2 separate regions of the Homo sapiens genome follow, and region 2 is linked to region 1. A link is a loop called in an ENCODE intact Hi-C map of the cell type or tissue named here. Cell type or tissue: mammary epithelial cell. All regions are shown on one strand.

What was found. A loop is a pair of places that touch in the nucleus more often than their neighbours do. Peaks named below come from ENCODE experiments on the same cell type or tissue, not always from the same donor. Only the 100,000 strongest peaks of a DNase experiment are listed, where the experiment ranks them.
Region 2: it touches region 1 in a loop (5-fold over the local background); 2 of 110 quality-filtered maps call a loop at or near these places.

The regions. Positions count from the first base shown.
Region 1 is chr7:124,762,722-124,770,721 of GRCh38, forward strand. It overlaps GPR37 (G protein-coupled receptor 37), which reads right to left and starts at 3,071. Exons shown (of 2, transcript NM_005302.5): 1 at 1,233-3,071. The coding sequence starts at 2,255. RefSeq lists a silencer at 3,083-3,212. In mammary epithelial cell, a CTCF peak has its summit at 3,276; a DNase peak (open chromatin) is centred at 3,250; H3K4me3 peaks cover 1,938 bases; H3K27me3 peaks cover 628 bases.
Region 2 is chr7:124,272,084-124,280,083 of GRCh38, forward strand. LOC105375484 (a long non-coding RNA gene) reads right to left here. Exons shown (of 2, transcript NR_187949.1): 2 at 2,588-2,915. Among named protein-coding and RNA genes, the nearest start is that of SSU72L6, 200 kb to the right of the region's middle. In mammary epithelial cell, a CTCF peak has its summit at 4,123; no DNase peak of the experiment used is centred here.

The DNA.
Region 1 (8,000 bases):
TGTCAAGATAACAGAGGGTCTTATTTACTGTCTCCAGCTTTGGTCCGTCTAAGTAGGTACTGTTTTCTGTTTACTTATCCCCCAGCTTTAGGCCTGGAACAATGTTGAACATAGTGTCACAGGCCCTGGTGCCAGACAGGATCAGGGGCTGCGGAATATTTACAGTTTCCCTTCTTCTGCTTCCATAAATGAAATGGACAGTCTGAATGGAGAAAATCAAGGGCCAGCTGGCTAAAAACACAACTGGCAGCAAAACAGTTGGGCCCCTTCCAAGAGCTGGTGTTTAAAGAGAGGCCATTTAAAGAGCAAAGTCCACCTACCACAATAGTGGGCCAGGACACTAGCTGTAGGATGAAACAATGCAATTTCACTCAAAATGATTTTTGTTTCCAAAGTTTGGAAACTAGATGTGCCCCCTTCTTCCCAAGAAATTTTCTAGTCTTAGGGTCAATCCCTTAAAATAGCCAATCTTTCCACCCATAACAAATAACAAATGTATAACTTTGAGAATGTTAAACAAATTATGTGCCACGCTGGCCAAAGTCTTATTTTTGCTTAAGTTCACGCAAACACACAAAAATAAAATTAAGAAACCGAGATGGGAAAAGACAGGAACAAAAAATGACTTAAGAATTTAGATGGGATAGCATGGAAGACAGTCAGACACTTAAACTAATTTGAGAGGTTATTAATATATCATGAGGCCAACTGACAAACACAATTTTCTTTCTTTCTTTCTTTCAATAAAATGTTACTCCAACTTTGCTGTTTAAGAAAAAATGCAATAATCTTCTTGGGGGAAAACTCACATTGAAGCACTTGGTAACTAGTACACAAATGCTAATGTTTTTTTTTTTTTCCTTGTAGGCTCTGATGATGACAACCTTAGGCTGGCCATTTACTTAACCCTAAAATCTCTGACAAGTGCCAAATCAGAAATACGCATAACACCATATTCAGGGAGATAGATTTATACTCCAAACAATTCTGTATATTGTGAGATCATCCTTTTTTTACAGCCCAGGAGCAGATGAATTTGAAGGTGATTTCGCGAAGCTGCCTCTTTTTGTATATACATACATGCATAAATGATTGGAAAGAGAAATGAAAGAGGGCCCCAGATAAAAAGGAAAGGCGTTCAGCTAGATAGGTGCATCCAGCAGCAGTTCTCTGATGCTATAATCCCGAAAACAGATAAAGCCACTAGCTTGAGAGCCCCTGGAAGGCATTACCTCTATATAGGGCACGATCTTGCAGGAGAAGTCCTCCAGCAGCCACTTCTTGGTCAGCTCGTGGAAGATGACCAGCGGAAGGCAGAAGAAGATGATGAGAAAGTCCCAGAAGGCCAGGTTGGCCAAGAGGGAGTTGGAGATGCTCCGCATGTAGTAGTTGTGGCACACGATGCACATCACCGCCAGGTTGCCAATGATGCCGGTCCCGAAGATCACCACGGACAGACACATGACCGCGTAGGCTCCATAGGACTCCTGGGTCAGCGGGTAGAAGGGGTTCTTCAGTCTCACACGCCGGTTCGTGCTGTTTCCCCGGCGGGGACCCCCAGGCTCATGGATTCCTTCACCCAAGGATCCATTCTGGGCCAGCGCCCGGCCCGGGAGTGCAATTGTCCACCCTTCGTGCCCCGCCAGTCCATTGGCCGTCTTGGACAGGGGCTTGTGGTGGGAACCCTGGAGTTTCCCGGCTCTCCTTGGCCAGTAAAAAAGATCGCTGGCTCCGGGGACTGTCTTCACACTCTGCTCCTGGCTACGCCCGGAAATGCCAGCGCCTCTGGGACCCTTCTCTTCCTCCTCTGAGATCTGAAGGAAGAGCTGGAGGGCCGTGGGGTTCCCTCTCCCCAAAGTTTCAGAAGGCTCCTGACCCCGAGCACCTTTCCACCTCCAGGGGCCAGGTGGCCTGGTTGGAGGTCCCGGGGGTCCGGCTGCCGACGCCTCCGCCCCTCTGCCTGCAGCCGGGTCACGGCCCGGGGCCGCCGGCAGGTCCCAGGAGGGTCCCGCAAGAAACGCTGCCCCCTGCTCCTCCCTGGGTGCTCGGGCTCGCAGAACGTCTCTTGCAGAATTTCCCGGTCCCCAGGCGTCCCTGCCGCGGCGCTGGATCACTGTAGGTGCACAGCTCTCCCCCAGACAAGTTTCGTTTCTGGACGCAGGGGCGACCCCGAGGGCAGAAGAGGCAGACACCTTGAGCAGTAGCAGAAGCAGTAGCCGCGACATGCGGGCGAGAAGCGCGCCCGGGGCTCGCATGGCTTGGTGAGGGCACACCCGGCAGCCGCAGCTCCTGCTTAGTTAGGATCGACACCTGCTGCCGAAGTTGCTGCTGAGAGTTAGGCACATGTCACATACTCACCCCCGCCCGGGTAGCGGGGAACCGGAGATTAGGGTGATAGCGGAAGATCGGTCTTGGGGGTCACACACACGCCCCCTATAATCCTTCCTCCTTTGGCATCTTGTGCATTTCTCAGCCAAGTTGAGTCCCAGCAAGGTATGCCCTCCAAGGTTCCTAGAGGGAATAGGCTACTCCCGGTGGCTGACCTTGAAAAGTTGCAATCAACACCTGACTGTTGATTACTGTTGAGACTCGGGGGAGCCCAGACGAAGCCCCACACTCCTCACTGCCTTTGGGTGGGGGTGGTGGCCTTCTTGGTAACAGTTGCTCTGCCTATTTACATCCTTTCGACAGCGTTTGATCCAGTTGCAAGCCGAGGTCTCTAGAGGAAAAGAAAAACAAGTCCCCCTCCCCCAGACGACTCGCAGTCACAACCCCGCTCCCAGCTCGCTGGAAACACGTTGCAAACAGTCCGAAGCAGCGCTGATGCGCCGGCGAAACTCTTGCCCCACCTAACCCCAGCGACTTGCGAGCCTACTGCTGCCGAGGAGAAGCGGGATTCCAACCCCGCGGCCACTGCCAAAGTTGCTTCTCCTCCAGCTCAAAGTTGACGACGGGGCGAAGCAGGCTGCTGGACGGCGTGCCGCCGCAGAGAAGGAAATCGTGGGGAGAAGGGGGAGAAGAGGGCGCCGCTCGTCGGTGGACAGTGCCGCTAGCCGCGGGAGCTAGTCACTGCCACAGCGGGCTCAGCCCGGACGGGAAGGGTGGTGCCTGGAACCGCCGCGGGCCAGGCAGTGCGCGGCCGGGAAGGGGAGGTGGCCCGGCCTCGCCCCCGCGCTCCAGCCGCTGCGCGCGCCCGCGAAGCTCGACTCTCGGCTCGTTGCCTCCTCCCACTCCTTCGCCTCCTCCTCGGAGAGATACTGGTTTGTGGGGAGACGGGATCCCCTGGTGGTTCACCACTCACTAAACCCACACACGTTTCATTCAAGCCATTTGTAGCGGCTTCCACTCGGAGGAGCTGGGAGGGAACAAGGGCGGAGGCGCGGAGCCTGCGCGGCTCGAGGCTAGGGATGGGCGGGACAGGTTAATTCCCCAGCTGTCGAAACCAGCCTGACAGGTCCCCGAGCCCGGGCTAGGGGCGGGTGCGGGGCGGGAGTGGGGGGTGGGGGTGGGAACGGGAATATGAGAGCGGTCGGGGGAGGGAAGAGAGGAGGGTAGCAGGGGAGTGAGCAGCAGGGTCCCCTCCAATCTGTTGCGGCTGATGCGCATGCCCAGGTCTCAGCTCTGGGGGGCGAGGGGCGGGGCGGGGGAGGGGCGGACGGGGGTTGGGCCGCGGGGAGTAAGAAGGTGAAACCTCACCTCCTCAGGTATTCCCTAGAGATAGGAGAGAATGGGAGCTCAGAGGTGTCAGTCATAGAGAATTACCAGTTCCAGGATTGAGATGCAGAGCGAGAAAGCTCAGGATGCACCATTACCTTTAACACTGAGTTGGGAAGCATCCTACCATGGGTTACTTCGTACCACCCAGAGCATAGTGAGGTAGTTGTATTTGATGAAGTAGTGGGAAATGACTGGAGGCAGAAAATTACTCGAACAGCACTCCCAGCACGGCTGTCCATGCCTTTCCAACCTTTCTACTATATCCCACAACCCTGTCAAAACTGTCAGGGCATAGCTAATAAAATAGACAAATTAATGAAGAGAAAATGATAGAGGAAGAAATAAACACATTCTGAATTTTTTTTTTAAACAGAGTCTTGCTGTGTCGCCCAGGCTGGAGTGCAGTGGTGCGATCTCGACTCACTGCAACCTCCGCCTCCCCGGGTTCAAGCGATTCTCCTGCCTCAGCCTCCCAAGTAGCTGAGACTACAGGCACCCGCCACCATGCCCGGCTAATTTTTTTTGTATTTTTAGCAGAGACGGGGTTTCACTATGTTGGCCAGGCTGGTCTTGAGCTCCTGACCTCGTGATCCGCCCGCCTCGGCCTCCCAAAGCGCTGGCATTACAGGCGTGAGCCATCACACCCGGCCTGAATTTTTTTAAAGCAACACATCTAGAGAGGCAGGAGAAAACACAATGGAACATATGATACCAATTGTGGTAAATAGAATAATGCCCCCCCAAAAAAATGTCCGAATCCTAATTCCTAATACCTGTGAGTATGTTACCTTACAGAGCAAAAGGGATTTTGCCAATGCAATTCAGCTAAGACTCTTGAGATGGGGAGAGTATCGTGATTATCCAGGTGGGTACACTATAATCACAAGAGCCCTTACAAATGAGAGGCAGGAGGGTCAGAGTAAAAACAAACACAAGCCAAGTGATGTGGGCAATCTCTGGAAGCTAGAATGGGCATAAAAAAGGATCTACTAGCCCATTTGAGACTTCTGACCTCCATAACTGTAAGATAATGAATGTGTGTTGTTTTAAGCCACAAAATTTATGGTTATTTGTTGCAGTAGCAATAGTAAACTAATACACCATTAAATCTAAAAATGGAGACAACAGGAATAATTGTATAGAAAAACATAAACTACCAAAAATAGTTCAAGAAGAAAATTTTCAGAAACTGTAATCGAACTATAACATTAAAGAAATCAAATCATTCATCAAGATCTACCCAGAGGAAAGTGCTAGACCTTAGCATATCCTGCGGAATAAATATACATTTATACAAAATGTTTTAAAGCTACTCAGTTCATTTTGTGAAGGCAGAATAACCTTAATGTCAAAATCAGACAAAGCCAGAAATAGGAAAAAATATAAGCTAATAGCACACATTCATTTGTACATTAATTCATTCATTTATATACACTAACTCATTCTCTCAAATTCACTACTTCATTAAAGAAATATTCTGCTCAAGTTACTTAGGTCAGAGCAGTGAATAAAATAAAGTTCTGCTCTCACTGAATTTATATTTTCTTGTATACTCATAAAAAGGACAAACTAGGCTTATGTGTATCACCAAGACTGAATCTCAGAAACATAAATGTAAGGGAAAAACGTAGAACTTGATGTGTTAACTATATAATGCTACCATTTGTGTAGCTCTTAAAATGCACATAAAACAATTTGATAATCATACATGGTGTATCATATAAAATATGTGAATGGAATAAATACAGATCAACTTCAGAATATTAGTCACCTCAGGAAATAGAAGAATGGTCATGGGATGGAAGGAAGCTTCTACTCTAACTGTAGTATCTTGTTTCTTTAAAAAAAATTTAGAAGAGGGAAATCTGGATTAATAATGAAACAGGAAAAATAAGTTGCCAAAATGAAACAGTGATATAGCTTCCCTTCTCATCTCATTAGCTTAGAGTTTAAGTTACACATGTAAGATATGTTTCTATCCTTTTTACTCTAGACCACATAAATGTGTCACTAATCTCTATCACTACACAGAAAGGAATCAAAGCTAAACAGGGAAAAATCCCTTTACCTGCTCCCTTAGAAGCTCCATTGTAATTCACACATGCTTGGCCCAGAGTTGGGCATCATTCTTAAAGTGGTGGGCTATAGAACTCAGGTACCATGCTTGGAGAGTGGCTGGGGAAAGGCCTGAAGGAGGAGCTACCTGTGTTTGTCTGTGGTGGTATCTCATTCATGAGTGGTCCCTTCCTTAACCTGAACAATGATGCCTACCTACTTGGATGGTTGCCAAGTTCTGGTTCTCTAACTTATTCGGACCATGAATAAAACCAAAGAGCTCCAGCTACTCTATTGGAGCCCAGGTCAATATCAATTATTTATAAAATTGTGTTTCCAAAAATATCAATTATTTATATTTTTGGAAACACAATTTTCTCATCTGTATAATAAGGATACTAATACCTACTCTCAGCTCTGCTCACCCAAGTTGTTATGTGGATTAGGTAGATATGAAAAGACTACATAAAGTATAAAATATTTATTACTGTTGCTCTTGGTAGTTCAACTTTGTTTTTAGTGAAATTTAAATGCTGTCAAAAACACATAATCCTTGAAAAAGAATATGCTTGGTAAATAAAAGTGTAAAGTAATAGGTTTATAAGAAAATTTAGAATGCATTCCCTGCAAAAAGAAAAACACACATCTTCAAATATTTTTCCAAAGCTTAGCTCAGCTGTAACTATAAATTTTAAATGGAAATAGTCACATCTCATTCATTTGTGTAGATTCTACTTTAGAAATATAGATCAGAAAAGGAATTAGCTAATCATTGTCTGGTTTACATCTGAGGCCATTTATCTGTACAAAGAAAACTGATTTGAACATGGATTTTTTTTCCTGTGTCAGCATTTCACAAGGTTTATAATACATACTATTGATTTTTTTAATAAAAAAAGAACATGTAAATTATTACCTGCCTTGGCATTTTTATAAAATCTATTACACTTCATTTGGTGTTTGGTGTGCTGAAATAACACACATCACAGAATGAGAGAAATTACTATTTCAAGTTTTAAGATACATCGTTGAACAGAAGCTTTACCCAGCACACAATTCACTTATCAAATAATTTTCTTTCTTTTTTGCCTCAGATAATTCAAAAGGGTCATTTTTTCTGAAAGAAACTGTAACATACCACCAATAGATTATTATTTTCTGAAATTCAAAATTTGTCTGTTTTCCAAATAGTTTGTGGTTGCAGCCTTTCTGTCACTGAATTATTAATTGTTAGTTTGGAAGCCTCCATTGATCACCTTCATTAATCACCTCTCTCTTTTGCCATATATAAGAGCCAAATTATCATTAACGGGTGGGAAATGGCACTGCTTGGAATATAATATCAATATGGTTATGTCTACCTTAAAAATCAAATATCAAAATTAAAGTACTTAAAATTTAAAATAAAACAACAATAATCAAAATAGTCTTTTATTTATTCCAGACAAAAATGTAGACATTGGGCTACATAAAATATGTTTGAACCATACTTGGACCAGCACACTAATTGCATAGCCAAGTCCTTTGGGTTTTGTTGGATTCGGTTTGTTGTTGTTGTTGTTGTTGTTTGTAAAGAAACTTGAATGCAAAAGGGTGAAACTGAAGATGAATTAACACAAGCATAACCAAACATTCTCAACCTTTCATAATTCTTTATAGAAATAAATGCTTGTGAAATGCACCCCTACCTTTTGATCAACATCCTTTTTGAAGCAAAGATAATTTGGATACTTAGTTGGCCCTCAGCCAATAGCAATGTAGCAGGAGATCAGACCATCTCAGGCTTCAGCCTCTCATGACTTCTCAAATTGTGTATTTTCCCTAGCAAGCACATTAATTGTAAATCTTCCAAAAATCATAGTAAGCTGAACTTTTTAACAATTATCCAAAATAAATGTGATATAAAGATACATTTTATTGTATCTTTATAATACCAAAATAAATGTGATATAAAGATATACCAAAATAAATGTGATATAAAGATACATTTTACTTCCTTCTCCCAGAATTTGGGTACAAGCTGTATGCTATATCAATAAGATTCCTTCTGAGACTGTTTAAACCAAATCATCTTATTCTATATTGTTGCTCCATCTCTGACCAAGCATTATTATTTAAATTAGTTTTCTGTGTAATGTTGATACTGGATAATACACTAGAATAAATGCAAGTCAAGCCAAATTGCAGAAGTGTCAGCCTGGTTCAAATAACAAAGGCTAGCAAATTGG
Region 2 (8,000 bases), 490 kb before region 1:
TGGCCTTTATTTCCTCTTACTTTCAGTATCTAATAAAGTATAGCATCTTGAAAATGTGGCCTTCTAAATGCTAAACATTTGTTTTAACATATGATTTAACATATGTTGTAACATATGATAGTTTCAGGAATAAGTATTATAGTATAAAACCATGGTTGACCTTAGCAAGGAGAGTTTCAGTGGAGTGGTGTAAGTGGAAGACATAGTGAAGAGCGTAAAGCAATGCAGGAAAGGGTAAGGAAGTGGAGAATAGGTAAATTCAACATTTGTGAAAATTTGTTTGAGCAATGAAGAATAAATAAAAGTATAAATGAATGAGCGAATATACTATGTTGCACTCTATTACAGTTATAAAGTCTTTTACCTCCAGAGGCAGCAGCTTTACCAGTTACATTATACTTACTGAGTTTTTATTGAGGTTGTAGGTGCCAAAATTACAGATTTCCAGTGGAAGCCTAAGTTGTAAACTTTCTCTTTAAGCCTCCAGTTTAGTATCACAGGAATTATTCAAGAATAGACTAGCAACCTGATAAAGGGCTTATAAGGAGGTTAAATTATCTGGTGTGTATATTTAGTAGTGATAAACTCTATGATCTCTTTCAATTCTGAGATTCTATTATTTTATGGCTTAAGCAGTCATTCAGGCATAGAACCAATTTTGTTCCCTAAATTTATGGTCATTCTAATCACGTTCTCAAGTTATAAAGTGATAATACTATTGTGTGATTTACAGACTATTTGGTTTTATTTTACTTGGCTGAGCATATTTTATAAAGTGAGATTTAAGAGTTCTAGATTTTGATACCTGAAGCAGAAATTCAGACTGTCCACAAGTATTTAGTAGCTCCTTGTCCTTAAAATGCTTAAGTTTAATGGTGGATAAGACATAAAGCCCCAAAACATTTAAGTCAGTAATTTAAAAATGTTTTTACAATAGCACCTTTTCTCCTCAGTGAAGCACTATGCCATATTCTAGTGGTGCAGAAGTAATTGCGATTTTGGACTGTGAATTTTAAATCATTATATCTGGGCTCAAACACATCTTTATTAATTAAAATAGGAGCCATTACAATCAATGCATTTTTGCCAATGAGAAATGAATTTGTTTATCCCTGTAGTGTAAAAATCCACGCTTTGGGATTCAACAAACTCTTGGAGAGCACTTTCTGCATCCTGCTGGTTGTGGAAGCATTTTCCCTGCAAAAAGTTGTTGAGATGCTTGAAGAAGTGGTAGTTGGTTGGTGAAAGGTCAGGTGAATATAGCAGATGAGGCAAAACTTCACAGCCCAATTCATTCAAATTTTGAGGCATTGCTTGTGCGATGTGCAGTTGGGTGTTGCCATGGAGAAGAACTGAGCTCTTTCTGTTGATCAGTGCCGGGTGCAGACATTGCAGTGTTCAGCACATCTCATCAATTTGCTGAGCATACTTCTCAGATGTAATGGTTTTGCTGGGATTCAGAAAGCTGTAGTGGATCAGACTGGCATCCAACCACCAAACAGTGACCATGGCTTTATTTTGGTGCAAATTTGGCTTTGGAAAGTGCTTTGGAGCTTCTTGGTCCAACCACTGTGCTGGTCATCACCAGTTGTCGTATAGAATCTATTTTTTGTTGCATGTCACAATCTGATTGAGAAATGGTTTGTTGTTGTTGCACAGAATAAGAGAAGACAACACTTAAAATGACAATTTTTAAAAAATTTTTGGTCAGCTCATTGGCACCCACTTATTGAGCTTTTTCACCTTTCCAATTTGCTTCAAATGCCAAACAACCATAGAATGGTCGACGTTGAATTCTTTGGCAACTTTTTGTGTAGTTGTAAGAGGATCAGCTTCAATGATTGCTCTCAACTGACCATTGTCAACTTCTGATGTCCGGCTACTACGCTTCTTATCTTCAAAGCTCTCGACTCCTTTGCAAAACTTACTGAACTACCACTGCATTGTATGCCCATTACAGTCCCTGGGCCAAATGCATTATTGATGTGAGTTGTCTCTGTTGCTTTATGATCCATTTTGAACTTGAATAAGAAAATCACTTGATTTTGCTTTTTGTCTATCATCATTTCCATAGTCTAAAATAAATGTAAAATAAACAGCAAGTAACAGGTCATTAGCCAAAAAACATAAAGCGAGAACTGCACATTAAAATGATGTATAGCATAACCACATTTATTTAAGAACATATTCCAATATCAATCTGCAAATTTCAACAATGCAAAAATCACAATTACTGTTGCACCAACCTAATACATTTAGCAGATAAAAGAGAAACTGTTCTTGCTAAGGTAGAAAAAATGCACTCAGAGCCCTGTCTACCTAACTTCTTTATTTAAACTTTCACCCCAATCACACACTCACACTGCATACAAAAAGCAAACATATTCATACACATATATTCCTTAGGGCCCTGTAGAACATCATTTGAACATGACCAATTAACACTAAGTAAACAATGCAAGACAATTAATGATTAACTTACAAAACGAGTGGTATCATTCAGAGATGGAAGATATTAATATCCACAAGGGACATTTTATGGCCTGTGTATAATTTATCTATTGCTGTGTAATAAATGCCCTAAAACTTAGAAGCTTAAAAGAATAACATTTATTATCTTACAGTTACAGTGGGTTAGGAAACTGAGCATAGCTTAGTGCGGTCTTCCAGTTCAGGGACTCTTGCAAATCTTCAAGGTGCAGACAAGAGCTGCAGTCATCTCAAGTTCTACTGTACAGTATGTGCTCATAAGTTCTTTGTTTTTGATAGGATTCTTTCAATTCTGAGATTGCAGGATCATTCAAGTTCATTGCAGGACTTTGGATGGGGTACATCCATTCTTCTCTGACGATTGCTTGTCTCAGTTGCTTGCCAGTTGGGCCCTTCCATGAGGCAGCTCAGAGAATAGCAGCTGGCTTCATCATAGTGAAAGATAGCACAAAGGAGTATGAACAAGATGGAAGTCACCATTTCACAAATATAAAAAATCTATACATTTATAATCAATATTATTTAAGCTCTTAAACATGAGAAATGTTTTACCAGTTATACTGATTCAGGTGATTTTTGTGTTTAAAAACTTTTCAGACTTTTTGTATTTTTAGACTTTTTTTCTGTCCAGAAACTTAATGACTATTTGTCTTTAAAATATTCTACACTTCACATATCTAAGTTCTATGGAATATTTCATAAATTCGAAGGAGAAACAGGAAGTTGATGGGAGATGTGATGATGCCATTAAGCAAAGCTTAATGTCTTATGTTAAAGGTAATCACATTTCCCTCTTTGAGGTGTGTGCACTGACTCTATTCCTGCCATAATATTGAGTCCCACAACCACACACTGATGAAGAGCCGGAACCATTGTCAGGGGTACTTACTTATCACTTCAGAACAAATTATCCTAAAAAGAACGAGACCAGAAAGCAGGTTGCTGTGAATTGGATGTTGACATGGCAATGAGATAATGTGAAGTGAGCAGCTGTGGGTAATAGGATAACTGATACTAAGTGATCTACATGAATGTCATGCAAACAAGGCACACTTTGAAAACTGAGTTCTCTCTTGCATAACCCTTACTGAATTCCACACGCAGGATTTCTAAATGCAAGACAATGGAATTCTTTCAGAAGCACTTCAGTAATCATGCCTCATTTTCTCAAGGAGAAACAGAGAGCAGCAAATAAAAAGAGCTGCATTTTCCTAAAAGAAAAGAAAGTACTGGATTAATTAAGGGTTTGATGCTTTTCTTCTAATACTTTTCCTGAAACATCTGGAATCGCAGAGCTGGAAGGTAGTGTTAGGCCTTAAAATATTTTTGCCTTTCCAGAGAAGGAGTCTTTTTAAGAACAGAAAAGCCTGGGGACTGGGGTGAAATCTATTGCACAGGAATCCTTGGGCTGCCTCACCTCTCCAAGAGCTCTTTGCATGTTGCTTGGGACCAGCCTATAAATTTTATCAACATTCTCTCTCTCCTACTTTTGTCTGAATTTACATCATATTTTCCCCAATTTGGATCCTTACAATCCATCATTCACCATACTAGTGCATTCTACTGGCCACTACTGATTCTTCATACAACAGTTACTTTAATATATGTGGCTCAGTGTTGCCCCTAGTGGGAGATCTTGCTATTGCCTCCTTCCCACCTCCACCCTATGTCCTCCCACTCCACCACTCACATCCTGTTCCTTGTTGGTTGCCCGTTAGCTTTCTGCTGGACCCTCAAGAGACCACTGGAGCTCCTATCTGCACTGCACTGAAAATTGCCCGGCCTTGAAAAATATTGCCCTGCCAGTCTGCTCTTCCAAGGACTTAATGAGCCCCTTAAAAGTATTCTGTTTTTACTCTCCTTTGGAAAACTGACTTCAAACAGTCATACAAATTTTGATAGTGATATCTCTTCCCAGCTCCCTGAGATTTCCTTGCTTCAAAAGGCAAGGCCCTTTAATGTTACAGCTTTCTTATCCCTCCCTCTGTGTACAAGATTTAAGACATTGCTTAGGGGAAAGCCCGTGTGGAGTATTTCAACCCTGATTATCGTCACATTCTAAGACATGGTGCTTTCAGGTGCTGGAATAAGGGACATGCCACTACCCCCATAAATCTTTGGATTTCTTGTGTCTTGCATACAATTACGTTCTTTAGGAAAAGAGCCCAGATTTGTTGTTTCTGTAATCATGTTTCTGCTGTCCTCAGAGTCCTACAATGACCACTCATAGTACAGTTAATTCCTGGAGGACAAAGTCACTCAGGCACATGCTTGATATGGGTTGGCTGTGTCCCCACCCAAATCTCATTTTGAATTCCCACGTGTTATGGGAGGAACCCAGTGGGAGGTAGTTGAATCATGGGGGCAGGTCTTTCCCCTACTGTTCTCATGATAGTCAATAAGTCTCACGAGATCTGATGGTTTTAAAAAAAGGAGAGTTTCCCTGTACATCTCTCTTCTCTTGTCTTCCATCATGTGAGACATGCCTTTCACCTTCCACCATGATTGTGAGGCCTCCCCAGCCATGTGGAATCGTAAGTCTAATGAACCTCTTTCTTTTGTAAATTGCCCAGTCTCGGGTATGTCTTTATCGGCAGAGTGAAAATGGACTAATACAATGTTCTAAGGTTTTCTACCTCTCTTTATCTTAAAGAGTAAAACCTATAAGGTTAAATACTATATTGGGTGGCTCAGAAAGTTAGAAAGCAATGGGAAATAAAGTACTAATGTAAAAAGGATTTTGAAGAGATATCCCAACATGAACTATAGTCAATAGGAAAATGGCATGGTCAAGGTGAAGATTGAGATATGCTTCAAAGGAAGAGCAGTTGACTAAGAATAGGAACAGGCAGGAGGGATGAATAACCATATATATCTATGTGATTTGAGCACTCAATATAGGCTAAAGACACTGACTCTTGTTCATTGTAATAAAAAGACAATATTTTTGTGTGTTCTTAGAAAATTAATGGCTTTACAATTATGCAGTCTGTTTTTGGAATGTCAAGTTGAATACTTCACAGTAAGAGAAGAAAAACAAGTTAGTTCGTAACTCAGGAGAGTGGTGTAATGGGAAATTTCATCCTTTGTATAATGCATATTATTGTGGTTTTTGAAATCCAAAATATTGAAATAAATCTCTCTATATCCATATGCAACTATCTATTCAGAAGGAGACTACATCAGGATATAAATACAATTAATTCATTACAAAGAACAAAAAAACTTTTAAAGGCAGACATTTGATGTTTTGCCCATTCTTTTCATTTGTAAGTACATGTAATTTATGACACTGTCAAAGGTCTTCAGAGAAACAGAAACAATAGAATGTGTAGATAGGTAGGTAGGTAGCTAGCTAGCTAGCTAGATAGATACGGATATAGATATATAGATATAGATATAGATATAGATGAAGATATAGATAGATTTATTTTAAGGAATTGTCTCACATAATTATGGAAACCAGCAAGTCCAAATTCTTCAAGATGGGGAGGCAGTCTGAAGGCTGTCAGGCGGGAGATTCAAGAAAAGATGATATTGCAATTCAAATCCAAAGGGACTCTGCTGCAGCATCCACTCTTGTTGAGGGTAGGACAGTTCTTTTTTTTTTTTAATCTGGACATTCAATTGATTGAATGAAACCCACCCACATTACATAGAGTAATCTGCTTTACTCAGAGTCCACCAGTTTAAATGTCAGTCTCATCCAAAATGTCCTCACAAAAACATACAAAATAATGTTTGGCAACGTAATCTGGGTACCATGCCTAACCTAGATGACACTCAAAATTAACTATTAGAGACACTTGGTTTCATATATATATATATATATATATATATATATATATATGAAACATATATATATATGAAACATATATACATGAAACTATATATATGAAACATATATATGAAACATATATGAAACATATATATATGAAACCAAGTGTATATATGTATGTATATATCCTGTAATCCTAATGATAGTGGATAAGTCATTCAGCTCATTTTTCCAGTCCGCAGTCTTATGTATAATGAGAAGACAAGATTTTTAAGTTTCATCCTATTCTAACCTTACCATGTCCTTTTCCCTAATACAGTGTCTTTCTCATTTTTCTACCCCTCTTCCCCACAAAGATAATTTTTTTTTTTGAGGTGGAGTCTCTCTCTGTCACTCAGGCTGGAGTGCAGTGGCGTGATCTTGGCTCACTGCAACCTCTGCCTCCTGGGTTCAAACAATTCTCCTCTTGACTAGCTGGGAGTACAGGCACGTGCCACCATGCCCAGCTAATTTTTTATACTTTTAGTAGAGATGGGGTTTAACCATATTGGCCAGGCTGGTTTTGAACACATGACCTCAAATGATCCACCCACCTCAGCCTCCCAAATTGCTGGGATTACAGGTGTGAGCCACAGTGCCTGGCCTCCCACAAATATAATTTTATAGATATATAACTGTTCCAGCAGAAGCAGGTGATAATTAATGGATCTAATTGTAAGAGGCTGACACCAATGATGGCTCGTTTTTATCTATGTGAAGATAATATTCTCATCCATTGTTGGAAGAATGTTTGAGCTGAGTTGCCTTTTAATACATGCTGATAGGCTTGAGCTCTCTTATCCTCATTTTATCAACGGGTTTACCTTAAAGCGAAAAGTACACATAATGAGAACACTTGCTATTATTTTAGTATAGGCTGTGCCTTTAGAACAGAGATAACTGGCATCTGGGAAATTTAAAGACCTTATTCACATTAGAGCTGTGTTCTCTAATCAACTGAGTGTGCGAGGCTAATGATCTAAGGTTTGTCTGCATGGCTATCTCACTAGGATTCATGGAAAAAAATAGCTTACTAATTAAAATACCAATCTCAAAAGGCATAATGATGTTAAACAGATCCTATCAAAATTTGTAACTTCAGACATGAACACTACATGCAAAGTTGCTAAGAGCACTTGGCTTTTCTGAATTAAGGAACAGAAAAGTAGGGCATTAGGAAGTATAAGTATAAACTTATTTAAATTTCACAATTATTAATACATAGTCCTATGTTTCTTATGTTTGCAAATAAGTTTCTGCTGTCACTAATCAGAAATGGTAATGACCAGTATGTTTTAAAAAAACAAAGTGAACTTTTCTTCCTAGAGTGCAAGGGCATCACTGAAGGTTGAGCCAGTGCCACACAGATGCTTGGCTCTGGGGATTTCCCTAAGACTCTGCCCTGTGCATACATCCTTGGACTCACTGTCTTCATAAATAGCTTAATTGTCTTAGTGGGAAAGCATGTGAAGCAGCTGGAAAGATTTCTTAAAAAGGATTATCGGCTGGGTGCAGTGGCTCACACCTGTAATGCCAGCACTTTGGGAGGCTGAGGCGGGTGGATCATGAGGTCAGGAGATCGAGACCATCCTGGCTAAAACGGTGAAACCCCATCTCTACTAAAAATACAAAAAAAAAAAAAATAGCCGGGTGTGGTGGTACATGCCTGTAGTCCCAGCTACTTGGGAGGCTG